Linked DNA regions of Homo sapiens: region 2 is linked to region 1. Evidence: read pairs that join two places in POLR2A ChIA-PET (ENCODE). Cell type or tissue: A673. All regions are shown on one strand. Each heading gives the region's core, and the rest is flanking DNA. Links, peaks and the distances in the headings are about the cores only. Region 1 overlaps LINC01558 (long intergenic non-protein coding RNA 1558). Region 2 overlaps LOC105378128 (a long non-coding RNA gene).

Region 1 (7,207 bases), core at 1,386-6,385:
CCATGAAGAGCTGACGGTTGACTTGGGCCTCCCTCCAAACTCTGGGTGAATGGGAATATTAATAGCTGCCTGGCAGGTGCATTGATTTAACTCAGTGCAGTGAGTAATAGGTCTCAGCCTGTTTATGTGATTATAACAAAATATCTGAGGCTGGGTCATTTGTGAAGAACAGACGTTGATTCTCACACTCCGGAGGCCGGGTCCGAGATCAAGGTACCGGCAGGTTCAGTGCCTGGTCAGGGGCGGCTCCTCTCAGACAGCACCTTCTCCACGTCCTCACATGGCAGGAGGTGAGGAAGGAACAGACTCGCCCCTTGAGCCGCTTTCTAATAAGGAGCTAGTCCTCCTGCACGTCCCTCCTCTCAGCACCGTCACACTGGTGACCACGTCTCCACATATGAATCTTGGTGGACACATTCAGGCCACAGCAGACGCAATGGAAAGGATAGTTCAAAACATAAAAATGGTCACAATTTTAGTAGCAAAAGGCCAGCCTCCTGTCTGGACTGACGTTGGGCCTTCTGCTGTGGGTTTCCTGAGAGACTCACTCCCCTCTTCACACGCAGGCCTCCTTCACTCTCCCGGGGGTCCTGGCTAGGAACCTCCACGCCCACCACCCACTGCTCATCTTCTGCTGCCCCCAAAGCTTAGATGGCCTGTTCACCCAGTGTTTCTCATCTGCCTGCCTACACCATCTCTTCACATCTCAGCTTAGCCACGACCGTCTCTCGGAGCCCTCCGGACCTTCGAAGACTGGTCTAGGGGCTTTCCTATGCACTTACAAGGCAGCCTTTAAGCCCCAGTGGTCTTTCTCCTCCCCAGGCTGTTTTCCTAAGGCAGGAGGTCTGTATTTGGTGGCATCATACACTGGGCACTCACCAGGCTGACCAAGCCTACCCTCGGGGACTGTTTGTGAATAGCTGAGCAGCAGGGGCCGGCGGAGAGACCTCAGCTCTGGGTTATCCGTCCACTAGCAGCCATCCCCTTGTCTGCTGTGGTGGAACATGAATCTTAGCAGAAATGCACAAACCACCCCAACCATAAAACTGCATGCATTCCTACTCAGCTCATTATCAATCAAGATGTGAATTTATAATCCTGGTAATTACTAATCAATAAAATTAGACCAGATAAGTCCCTGAATTGTCAAATGTAAAAATGAGAATGTGAAAAGAGCTAGTTGAGAGGTCAAAACACAGAGGAAGTCCTGGTGTGGCAGCCACACGTGGAACCCCAGCACTTTGGGAGGCTGAGGCCAGCCCAGAAGCTCGAGCCTGGGCAACACAGTGAGGTCCCATCTCTCCAAAAAAATATTTAAAATTAACCGGGCGTGGTGGTTGCATGCCTGTGGTCCCAACCACTCGGGAGGCTGAGGTGGGAGGATCACTTGAGCCCAGGAGTTTAAGGCTGCAGTGAGCCACGATTGTGCCACTGCACTCCAGCCTGGGCTATAGGGCGAGACCCTGTCTCAAAAATAAATTAATACTTTTAAAAGCACACGTACAGAGGAAGAAGGCCTGAATGATTCTCAAAGCCCATCCTGCACCTGCCCTCCCCACAGAATGACTCCAGCTTTGCCTGAGCACTCACAAGGAGAGCCAGGCCCAGGCCCTCCCCACAGTGATGTGCCATCAGGTGGAGAAGCCACACCCTCCGCCTGTCCACTCCCACACTCACCGTTGCTGTGTCACACGTGGGCAAAGGAAGAATCGGAAACTAAAGGTTGTCAGTTACCTTTTCAGGGAAATACACGTCCCCATTTGTTTTCTAGAATGAAAAGAACAGCTTCAAGGTGTTTAGAGGCTCCTGTCAATGCCCCTCATGCTTGGAAATGAATGCAAGCTGCAGATTCGGGTTGCCTTCTCCACTTGCTGCAAATGCACCTTTAATTGCTTGTACACATCACGTTTTCCCGGGGAGCTGATGAGTCACCTGCCTTTCCACTCATAGGCTCACGCCCACCTCAATCCATCCTTCTTTATGTCCCTACAGGTAAAGAAAATTGCCTGCATTAGCTGCCCTGACAGCCACCCACTACTCCCGAGGGTGAACATCCAGAAGAGAGAAGGTGCACCTCTCAGAGTCGGTCTGGACCGTAACAATGGGAACGGTTATGCTCTTTCAAAAGGCTCTTTCTCTTTTATGCCCACAGATAAAAGTTAGGGACTTCTTGCTGAATCCCAGGAGGTAGTAAAAAAAACCACGAATCTCCATCCAAGGATCCCTGCACCTAGTCGGTGCCTCCACGGCACTCCGGTTTAAAGACCAGGGATCTTAGTCGTCACTGTTTGTAGAGAATGAGAAGAATCAAACCTCACAAAATTAAATCGCTTCTGATGCTCTCCCTTCCAGGCATGCGAATGGGCCCATGCAGACAACATCTTTGTGCTGGGCTATTTGGCCTGATGTATGTAAAAGATCTGTGAATCATGGCAGTGAGTAACGCAGCACCTTCACTTAGTAGGGGCTCATCAAGAGCTTGGCGAATACATAAGTGGCTGGATGAATAAATCACTGAGCTCTGCAGGCTTAAGTCTGTCTTTGCTCTACTGACCAGATCGGCAAATCCCCACCACAGAAGAGAGTTCTCAGGGCGGCAGCTCCCTGTCTCAACCCTCCCTAGCCCTACAAAATTATAAAAACAGATGATGGCTGCACAGGTCTCTGAAGCAGGGCTAGATCCATAAATTAACTAATGGAATTTAATCCTTGCAATAAGATACATTCTTTATAGGTGAGAACCCTGAGCATCAGAGAAGGCAACTAACTCAGCCAAGCTTAAACAGCCATGAAGGGGAGGAGCTGGGATGTGGGGGTCTGACTCCAGCATCTGCACTTGCAGTGACTGGGCTATAGTAGTGCCCCTCACATATTATATGAAAGCACGTGGGCTGGGCCTGACAATCTGTGTCTTAAACAACCTCCCAGGTAAAACCCATGCTGATGGTTGACGAACCTTACTAGGAGCCACAAAGCCCTTTTCCACTCTTGGTACTTCTCTGATCTGTCCTCTAGAACATCTTCTACAACTTTCCTGATTACACGAATGAATCTACCTTTTCATTTTTGTGATTCAGTTTTGTATGAGTCAGGATTCTCCAGAGAAGCAGAGCCAACAGGAGATATATAGATACAGAGATAGAGAGAGAGAGTGGGAGGAATCGGGGCTCATGTGATTCGGGGAACTGGCAAGTCTGGAGTCCACAGGGCAGGTCAGCTGCCTGGAGATGGAGATGACAGTTGATATTTCAGTCTGGAGTCCGAAGGCCAACTGGAGACAGAATTCCTTCTCCCTCTGGAAACTTCAGTCCCAGTGAAGCCTCTTCAGGCCCTCAGTGGGCCAGAGGAGGGAAAATACCCTTTTCTGTCTACACACCTGCTCTCCATGTCCACAGCAGCGCTCTATGACAGGAGAATGTTTGTGCAGTCACTTGGGACTTGCCTCCCTCCTGTGTCTAGTCCATGGTGCAGAAAGGTTTGCCTGCACTTTGGTCTTCTACCAGCCACTGACTTAAGAACTTTTGAAATTATTCTAATTGGCATTTTTAACATTTCATCTTTGAATGTTTAAAAATATTCATTGTAATGTAATTGTCAAGTAGGTAATGTGCTCAGGCACCACCAGCTCATTTCCCAGCTTCTGGACAGGTGACTGTGGCTTAACAGCTTCCAGTCTCCAGCAGAGACTGCCACTCAGTGTCCCCAGCAAAGCTCTGGAGTTCATCTGGAACCTGAAGGGCAAACAATCCAGAGAGACAGAGAGAGAGAGAGAGAGGAAGGAAGGAAGGAAGGAAGGAAGGAAGGAAGGAAGGAAGGAAGGAAGGAAGGAAGGTAGGTCTGTCCTCTTTAATAACAAGGGATAATTTGGGCTAAATTTTGCCTATGTTGCTGCACTTAGTGTCACCTTCAGCAGTAACTTTAACCATTCTGGAATATTATTGACACCTGTTCCAATGGAAGGAATGGAAGGAATTGACATCTGTTCCAATGGAAGTCTCTGATAAAGAAGTCTTTATCAATATCTAAGCAAGTTTTCACCTTCTATTGAATGCCAAGTTGTAAGTGCAGAGATATTTCATAATTGCTTCTTACCTCCAAGAGTTTCAGTCAACAGCTAAAATGACTCTTTTTGAAATAATGTATGCTGCTTTGAATCTACTCCTCAAAATTTACACCCCATCTAAAATGCTTTCCCAATTTTCCCATTTATCTAAGGCCTTGCTCATAACTGAATCCTTTGAAAAATATTACCATTTTCAAAATGTTTGCATACACTTAACCTTCAAGATGCCTGCACCAGGCACTCAGCATGAATGAAGTCAAAGCAAGTCCTGTGCTGCGTTCCCCCAAAAAAGCCTATTCTGTCCAGTGTCACAACTGGAAGCACATCAATCACTCCAAGGACCTCCCAGAAAGAACATCATTTCATCAGTAACTATGAGGAGATGATATATGTTTAGCCTACAAGGAAACAGATGCAAAAAAATTTCAGTGAATGTTTATATAATCTTTTGATGAGGAAGGCCTATTTTTTTTTATAAATAATACAAAAGCAAAGACAGAAACAATAAGGAAAACAGTCACAACTTTTATACCTAAAAGTGTAAAATCTCTAGATGCCAAACTTCAATTAACAAAATTACAAACAAATGAAAAGTCCAAATGAAATACTTGCACTATGCATGAAAAACAAAACATTTATTTTCTAGAATATTTGATTATTTTAACAATCAGTAAGTAAAAAAGATAACTCCCATGAGAAAAAAAATGAAGCCAGGGCATAATTGCCAACTCATTAAAAATATGTAAATATATAACATTTATATTAATATAAAAGATATAACAGAAAACATATTCATAATATTCAATCTCTCTAGAATTCAAGAAACATGTATCAAAAAAATGAGAAACCAGTTTTGTCATTGGAAAAGTTGTATTTATTTTTTATTACATTTTGATAAAAGCCCATTTTTGGTGAGGGTCTGACAAATCAGATGCTCTGAAACATGGGTGGAAGCGATGTCAATCATGCAACTTTTCTAAATATTGACAAAACTCAATATTTACCAGGATGCTTAAAGATTTCAAACACTTCGGCCGGGCGCAGTGGCTCACGCCTGTAATCCCAGCACTTTGGGAGGCCAAGGCAGAAGGACCACCTGAGGTCAGGAGTTTGAGACCCACCTGGCCAACATGATGAAACCCTGTCTCTACTAAAAATACAAAAATTAGCCGGGCGTGGTGGTGCGCACCTGTAACCCCAGCTATTCAGGAGGCTGAGGCAGGAGAATCGCTTGAACCAGGCAGCAGAGGTTGCAGTGAGTGAGCTGAGATCATGCCAGTGCACTCCAGCCGGGGCAACAGAGGGAAGCTACATCTCAAAAACAAACAAACCAACAAAAAAAGATTTCAAACACTTCAACCTAATTATTCCATACCTGGAAATCTAAGGAAATAATCAGGAATGAGCAAAATTTGGAATACATGAATATTTGTTGTAACATGATTAGTAACTATGAACCAATGATCTTAAATGTTCAAGAACAAAAGGGAGAAATAAATTGAGTTTATTCCACATTTGATAGAAAACTATACAGCCACTAATACAAATGCGATTTTGAAAAACATTTATTGACCTTGAAAAATGTTTATGCCATTGTTAAGAGAAAAAGCAGAATGAAAGCATTGCAGATAATAATGATTTCATCAGGAATATGTGTTAAAATTACCTGTGTATTTATATTTATTAAAAGTTCTGGGCCGGGAGCGGTGGCTCACTCCTGTAATCCCAGCACTTTGGGAGGCTGAGGCGGGCAGATCACGAGGTCAGGAGATCGAGACCATCCTGGCTAACATGGTGAAACCCCGTCTCTACTAAAAATACAAAAAATTAGCCGGGCGCAGCGGCAGGCGCCTGTAGTCCCAGCTACTCGGGAGGCTGAGGCGGGAGAATGACGTGAACCCGGGAGGCGGAGGTTGCAGTGAGCCGAGATCGCGCCACTGCAGTCCGGCCTGGGCGAAAGAGCGAGACTCTGTCTCAAAAAAAAAAAAAAAAAAAAAGTTCTGCTCACTGATATTTTAGATATACCCCCTACTGAGAACCAACAATATGCCATATGATCCCAATTCTACTGCGTACAAAACATTGAAACAAAATCCAGAAAACACTCATTGTGTTTTGCCCTACATTAGTACATTTATCATTTGAAAAAAGAGGGCACCTTTTTTTTTTTTTTTGAGACGGAGTCTTGCTCTGTCGCCCAGGCTGGAGTGCAGTGGCACGATCTCGGCTCACTGCAAGCTCTGCCTCTCAGGTTCACGCCATTCTCCTGCCTCAGCCTCCCGAGTAGCTGGGACTACAGCTACCACCCCCGGCTAATTTTTTGTATTTCAGTAGAGACGGGGTTTCACCATGTTAGCCAGGATGGTCTCGATCTCCTGACCTCGTGATCCGCCCGCCTCGGCCTCCCAAAGGGCTGGGATTACAGGTGTGAGCCACCACGCCCGGCCGGCAATTTTTAAAAGTACAAAATGAAGCCTTTAATCTGGCATAAGATATGCCATTAATATTGTTTTTCTTTATTTTAGATTCCATTTCTTTCTTTCCATTTTATTTTTATAGAGATGAGGTCTTACTATGTTGCCTAGGCTGGTCTCAAACTTATGGCTTAAAGTAATCCTCCCACTACAACCTCTCCAAATGCTGGAATTATAGGCCTGAACCACTGCTCCTGGCCTAGATTTCCTTTCTTAAATCAAATTTTCCTTTGATAGCTTTTCTCATACCCAAGCAGAGAGCCACTTCGGTAGCACATTGAGATTACACAATTGCTTGCATCTTTTATTGATGCTTTTCATCATTTTTCAAATTGACAAAAATTTCCCAAGAGACAACCAAAAGTTAAACTCAATGTTCACATAATGTTCATTCAATGTTTATGAAAATGTAATGTTTTCTTTACTAATTTAAACATATCTGTCAGATAATAAACACTGACTTTTTAAACTTAAGGACTATGTTTTGCTGAAAAAGCTTTTTTTTGAACAGGAAAAGGCAGTTAACAAATTGATACATTCTCCTCTTCCTACTTCTAACTCATGAAGCTAAAAACAGTTCATTGTATCATAGATCACTTTCTACTCTGAAAACATGGACAGAGCTCACCTCCTAGAGTGGCAAAAATCAAACACACTTGCTAACAACATA
Region 2 (7,207 bases), core at 1-5,000, 300 kb before region 1:
GGAAATATCTCTCATATTTAGATTTCTTGGAAGGTAGTTGCTGAGTATGGTATAGAGACTTATTCCAATTATGGAGATCCTCTAAGGGATGCCAAGGATTGGGAGTTAGCCTGAGAAGGAATCATGCGGTCTAATTGCCTGTTGGGTTCTTTCTGTGCACTGCACAGACAAAGTCCATTCACCGAGACCACAGCATTGCAGTAAAGACAGCTTTTAATTGGCCAGGCATGGTGGCTCACACCTGTAATCCCAGCACTTTGGGAGACCGAAGTGGGCAGATCACCTCAGGTCAGGAGTTCTACCAGCCTGACCAACAGGGAGAAACCCCGTCTCTACTAAAAATACAAAAATTAGCCAGGCACGGTGGCGTGCACCTGTAATCCCAGCTACTCGGGAGGTGGAAGTGGGAGAATCACTTGAACCTGGGAGGCGGAGGTTGCAGTGAGCCAAGATCATGCTAGATCATGCCACTGCACTCCAGCCTGGATGACAGAGAGAGACTCTGTCTCAAAAATAAATAAATAAAATTATTTTCTAAGCTGTTCATTGACTTTAGAATAATAAAATACAGACCCTAACAATAAAAAGTTAAAAGTTTAATTTCAGAGCTATTATACTGTATATAATACAAAGAAAACAAATACATATTGTATAAATGTAAATAAACGATTTAATTAGTTATATGATAGGCCACAAAAACCATGTAACTTTTAAAACACAGAAATTGTATAAGCCCCATTACTGAGCACAATGAAATAAAATGTAATTTTATAGAAAATAGTAAGAGGCCGGGCGTGGTGGCTCACACCTGTAATATCAGCACTTTGGGAGGCCAAGGTGGGTGGGTCACCTAGGGTCAGAAGTTCGAGACCAGCCTGGCCAACGTGGTGAAATCCTGTCTCTAGCAAAAACACAAAAATTAGCCGAGCAGTAGTGGTGCATGCCTGTAATCCCAGCTACTTTGGAGGCTGACACAGGAAAATCTTGAGCCTGGGAGGCGGAGGTTATGTTGAGCCAAGATTGCACCACTGCACTCCAGCCTAGGTCAAAGAGTGAGACTGAAAAAAAAAATTAAAAATTAAAAGAAAGCGTGTGATTGACATGAGGCTGGGCATGTGGGACAGCTGGAGTTCCCATCACTCATGTCAATCTTCCCATAGGCTTGGGGCTAGGGATTTTCAAGGATAGTTTGTTGGGCAGGGGGCTACGGAATGGGTGCTGCTGGCTGGTTGGGGCTGCCGGCTGGTTGGGGCTGCCATCACAGGGGTGTGGAAAATGGTCCTCCTGAGCTGCATCTGTCTCTGGATGAGGCCCCAGGACCAGTTGAGTCATGAGTCATGAGTCCAAGTGGAGTTGGCTCGTAGGCAGAAATGCAAAAGTCTGAAAAGTAATCTCAAAAGGCCAACCTTAGGTTCTACAAAAATGGTATTATTTACAGAAGTCATTGGGGAAGTTACAAATCTCGTGACCTCTAGAACAATGGCTGGTGATCATCAAACTACGCCTGCATCTTAGCAGAGTTCAGGCCCCACTCATAATCCTGCAGACCCATATGAATTTGCCACTGCTAACAGGCTAGCCTGTGTAACTTCCCACCTCTCTCCCAGCCCTGCTCTGTGTTTTATGGACCAGGTCTCTTGGCACCAGGTGCTTATTGAAAATGCAGACTCCAGAACCCACTCCAGGACTCCCGAATCACAGAATTTTCACAAGCTCCCTAGGTGAGTACTGTGTACACGGAAGTCTGAGAAGCACCGTCCTAAGTTGGGTGGTCTTGCACTGGCATGAGAAACAGAGTCCTGTTTTCTTACAACCACCCCCTGCCAACCCCAGTACAGGAGTGTGCAGCCCCACGGAGGCCCCACGAGCTGTCCTCTCCTCATGCCTATAACCTCTTTTCACAGCTCCTTTTCATCCGCCCATTCCCATCCAGCATGGGAGTGGAGCCAGGCACAGAAGACCTCTGCTGCTTCCTCTCCTGTGCCCCGTAGACGAGCTCCTTGTGCCTGCTTAGGGCCCACACTGTCCTCTTCGCTGGGCTTCCTGCCTCGCTCAACCTGAACATTTTAGTCATCCTCAAGAGGTGACTTGACCCTCACTCTGCTCTAGTTCTCATCCGCCCATTAGACCTGAGGCAGGCACGTTTTCTTCTACTCTTTATACCCCGAGTTCTTTGCTAACTGAGCACACAGGACATGGATGCTGGTTGAGGAAGGAGTGGGATGTCATCACAGACCCCGGACAGGAGGGATATTTCCACCAGGGTGCAGTATTTCACACTGATTCATGGATATGAGTGGGTTGCTTTATAAATTCCTCCATTAGCTCAACTATTTCCAAAGGAAAAAGTGAAAACAGATCTGGAAGATGTTATAACATCGTCTAATAACGGGGGTGGGAAAATGGCATGGAAATTTAGATATTAACATGGATTTGTATTCTTTTCTCCTATAAACTCTAAGACTGCATTTGAGACAATAAGCCATTTCTGTGTTAAGGATTGTAAAACACTACATGGCATCTCATTGGCTTTCATCATGTCTGTACTTAAAACAAAACTATTGGCCGGGCACGGTGGCTCATGTCTGTAATCCCAGCACTTTGGGAAGCTGAGGCGGGTGGATCCCTTGAGGTCAGGAGTTCAAGACCAGCCTGGCCAACATGGTGAAACCTCATCTCTACCAAAACTATAAAAATTAGCTAGGCGTGGTGGTGGGCACCTGTAATTCCAGCTACTCAGGATGCCGAGGCAGGAGAATTGCTTGAACCCAGGAGGTGGAGTTTGCAGTGAGCCCAGATCACGCCACTGCACTCCAGCCTGGGTGACAAGAGTGAGACTCCATCCCCCCGACCAAAAAAAGAAAAAAAAAACTATTTATCAAAACTACCTCGATGGAACTTTTCATGTAATTCAAAACTTGAACATCAGATGTTCCCTGCCTCTTTAATAAGGAGTGGAATCATTGCCGAGAAGATGCAAACAGGATCAGAAACAAGCGGAATCTGTCAGGATGCTCAGCAGCAGGTGTGGGAGGCATGAGGGGCACTGCGCCTGTATCTTCACTCCTCACCCGGCTTCAGAGTTGACGTCAAGCTCTGAAAAAGGGAGCTCCATCTGTGATATCCACCAAGTCCAACCATCAGCAAAGCCTAAATGTGTGCCACTGCTCCTCCTCCTTGTTTTCAGACCTCCTCATTTCCTAACAGCTCCTCCTCTCCTGCCTCTCCTCCAGCCACAGTGGACTCCTCGCTGGCCATGGGCATGCCGGGGGCTCCAGCTCTCTGGGCTGCTTGTCCCTCAGTGATCTGGAAGTCTGATCTCCTCACTGTTGTGGATTGAATTGTGTCTCAGTAAAGATGGGTTAAAGTCCTGGCTCCCCTGCCTGTGAATGAGAGCTTATTTAGAAATAGAGTCTTTGCAGATGTCATCAAATTGAGATGAGGCCATTAGGGTAGGACCTAACCCAAGAGGATCGGTGTCCCTCAGAAGAGGAGAAGACAGAGACACACAGGGAAGATGCTGCATGGAGACAGGTCGGAGGCTGGAGAAGCAGCTGTGAGCCAGGGAGCACTGGGGCGTCAGAAGCTAGAGGAGGCACCTTGAGATGGGATTTCTGGCCTCCAGGGCTGTGAAAGAACAATTTCTGTCGTTTGAAGCCACTTAGCTTGTGCTGCTTGGTTACAGCGGCCATAGGAAACAAATTCACTCGCCTATCTCAAGTGTGGTGGAGACATTCCCTTCTCAGTGTGGTCCATTCTAATCACTCTATTGAAAATGGCAACATCCCCCAAACACCTTCTGATCCTCCCTGACCTGCTGACTTTTCCCCTTGGTGCGAGTCCGCTTACGGATGTGCACATCCCGCCTCCTGAGGTTCGGTGCTGTCTTGCTGCTCAGGTGCAGCTCTGTGAGGTGGGGATGTTCGCTTTGTTCGCTGGTGCGTTCTAAGGGCCTAGAACAGGGCCTGCCACATAGGAGGCACCTGGCACATAGTTTTTGGATGAAAAAATGGATATTTTCCCCCAAGGTATCAGTGTATAAGTTAAGAGCACCTGCCCAACTTAAGTTAATAAGATTCCTGTACAGGAAGATATATTTATACAGGATCATGTTCTCAAATGCATTCACGAACCAGCCTCAGTGAACGGCATCTTCCCTGAAAAAGCATTGATTGCGTTCCTTTTCTTTCCATTCAGGCCGCTCACTATGCTCCAGGCTCCTTCTTCCCCTGCTGCAGTCCTGGTCATCCGCTGTCCTCCTCCTTAGCTGCTCCTCCCTGCCCACACGGGTGCTCCTGCTTTCCTTCTCAGTTCTCCCTTCTCCTCCCGCCGCAGGTGCCGATTCCTCTGCCCCTGATGAATGCTCCCTTTTTTCAGCGGCGTCTATTCTTACTCCATCAGCGTTTTACATGACGTCATCACCTCCTGTGGTTTAACAGTCTCTTGTGTGCTATGGATTCTCAGGTCTGTCCCGTTCACAGGAGCCAAACCTCTGCATTCAGCTGCACACGCTGGCTAATGCCTCACAAGCTCCTGACAACATGATCAAATCTCAGCTCATATTCCTCCATCCCTGTCCTGCATACATGTGGCATGTGCGTGTGAGCATGTGGACATATGCACGTGTGTGTGTGACTAACTGGCCAGTTAATGAAACCAGAGGTTGTGCCCTTGACTCTTCCCTGCCTCTCAGCCCTCCACCCCAGCTAATGAGCAAGCTGTGTCAGTTTTACCCCACATCCCCCCGGCAGGTGCGGCTCTGGGAGGTCGAGAGCTGGAAAAGGTGTCGCTCTCACCATTACAGGAAGGAAAAAGTGAGGAAACTGTAAATTAATGACTTCTCATCAGAGAACTGAGATTTCAGGCAAACATCTAACTATACCTTGAAAGCTCTTTGTTCTTGTTCATCTGTGGTATTCCTATGCACTCTTCAAAACCCTGCTGGAAAGTCCTCCCCAAACACCCCAGAGTCAATGATTCATTCTTAGTGCCCCTATGCTCCTTTCACTTTTGCTCTGCAGAGCCTCTTCTGCATATTTCATTTTGCCAACAGGCCTGTTTCCATGGACTTCAGCATCAGGCAGGCCTGGTTCCCAGTATTCTGCTTCGAGGATTCACCCCTCCAAGCTTCAGTTTCCTTAGATGTGAGGTGGGGGAAAAAGTCACGGCCACATGACGTTATTTTGAGGATTTCACGAGGCAGTGAAAGTGGGGTGCACAGCACTGGGCCTGGTGCAGAAACAATACCCAGTGCCATGTCTCTCTCCCCAACAGGGTCGTGGTTCCTGAGGAGGAGAACTGCAGTTTCAGCATTGCCTCCACATTCAGCATGGGGTGCTCAGAACCTTCCAATATGCGAGGCAGGCTAGTCAATTAGGGGAGAAAGCTTATCTCTTTAAAGCAAGTTAAGTGAATGTTTGTTTCTTTAAAAAAAAAATCAAACTGCCAAACTATTTTCTGAGTGGCTGTACCATTCTACGCTTCCACCAGCAATGAAGAGTAATCCAATTTCGCCACATTCCCACCAACATTTAAAACTGTGGGGATTCTGATAGGTTTGTAGTGATGTCTCATTACGGTTTTTGGTTTTCTGGGTTTTGGTTTTGGTTTTTGAGACAAGGTCTTGCTCTGTCTCCTAGGCTGGAGTGCAGGGGTACAATCTCAGCACGCGATAGCCTCCACCGCCCGAGCTCAAGTGATCCTGCCAACACAGTCTCCTGAGTAGCTGGGACTATAGATACATGCCATTATGCTGGGCTAATTTTCTTTTCATTTACTTTTTTAAAGACAAGTTCTCAGTATGTTGCCCAGGCTGGTCTTGAACTCCTGGACTAAAGTGATTCTCCCACCTTGGCCTCCCAAACTGCTGGGATTACAGGCATGAGCCACTGTGCTCAGCCTTCATTATAGTTTTAATTTGCTCTTTCTTAATATTTAATGATGTTGAATATCTTTTCATGTGCTTACTTTCCATTTCTATCTTCTTTAGTGAAATGTTCGTTCTTTAGTGAAATGTTTTACCCATTTTTTAATTGGATTTTTTTGGTTTGTTTTTATTTACTATTGAATTTTTAGCCCTCTTTATATATTCTAGATAAAAAGTGTTTGTTGGATATGAGGTTTGCCAGGATTTCCTCCCAGTCTGTAGCTTGTCTTTTCATCCTCTTCACAGGGCCTTTTCCAGAACAAAACTTTTTAATTTTGATAAAGCCAATTTATCAATTTGTCTTTTTATGAATTGTGCTTTTGGTTTCTAGTGTAAAAACTCAGCCTAGCCTTAGGTTCTATAAATTTTATCTTATATTTTATTCTAAAAGTTTTATAGTTTTACACTTAGCATTTACATCTGTGATCCACTTTCAGTTTTCTTTTGTATGAGGCATAAGGTTTGCGTTGAGGGTCACTGTTTTCCCTATAGCTGTCCACTTGTTCCAGCACCACTGTTCAAAAGGCCATCATCCACCCATTGAATTGCTTTTGCAACTTTGTCAAAAATCAACTGGTGGCCAAGTGCGGTGGCTCATGCCTGTAATACCAGAACTTTGGGAGGCCAAGGCAAGTGGATTGCTTGAGCTCAGGAGTTTGAGACCAGCCTGACCAACATGATAAAACCCCGTCTGTACTAAAAATTCAAAAATTAGCCAGGTGTGGTGGCACATGCCTGTAATCCCAGATTCTTGGCAGGCTGAGGCACGAGATTTGCTTGAACCTGAGAGACAGAGGTAGCAGTGAGCCGAGATCAAGCCATTGCACTCCAGCCTGGGTGACAGAGCAAGACTCTGTCTCAAAAAAAAAAAAAAAAAAAATCAGCTGGCCATGTTGGTATGGGTACATTTTTGGGCTCTTTATTTCATTACGTTGATCTAACCCTTCTTACTAACACAAGATTTTGATTGCCATGCCTATATAATAAGCTTCAACATCAGGTAGATTCCTGCTATTTAATTTCTTTTTTAAAAAAAAATTGTTTCAGCTATTCTAAGTTCTTTGTCATTTCCTACAAATTTTACCATAAGCTTGTTCATGCTTATAAAAAAAACCTTGCTGAAATTTTGCTAGATCACATTGGAAACCAACATCTTTACTATATTGACTCTTTGGGCCCATGAATATGGTAAGTCTTTCCATTTATTTAGGTCTTCTTTGACATTCTTTCATCAACATTTCATAATTTCTGCATATAAATACTATAGATGTTTTGTTAGAT

The links. Peaks named below come from ENCODE experiments on the same cell type or tissue, not always from the same donor. Only the 100,000 strongest peaks of a DNase experiment are listed, where the experiment ranks them.
Region 2: POLR2A ChIA-PET joins it to region 1 with 5 read pairs; 1 of 35 experiments calls an interaction of 5 or more read pairs at or near these places.

Annotation. Positions count from the first base shown.
Region 1 is chr6:167,779,623-167,786,829 of GRCh38, forward strand. It overlaps LINC01558 (long intergenic non-protein coding RNA 1558), which reads right to left. Exons shown (of 4, transcript NR_026773.1): 4 at 4,915-5,874. Among named protein-coding and RNA genes, the nearest start is that of LINC01558, 14 kb to the right of the region's middle. In A673, for the core only: no CTCF peak of the experiment used is centred there; DNase peaks (open chromatin) are centred at 3,719 and 4,359; H3K27ac peaks cover 2,140 bases.
Region 2 is chr6:167,483,512-167,490,718 of GRCh38, forward strand. LOC105378128 (a long non-coding RNA gene) reads left to right here. Exons shown (of 3, transcript XR_943267.2): 2 at 1,608-1,721; 3 at 5,275-5,736. Among named protein-coding and RNA genes, the nearest start is that of TTLL2, 160 kb to the left of the region's middle. In A673, for the core only: a CTCF peak has its summit at 2,260 (motif pointing right); a DNase peak (open chromatin) is centred at 2,270.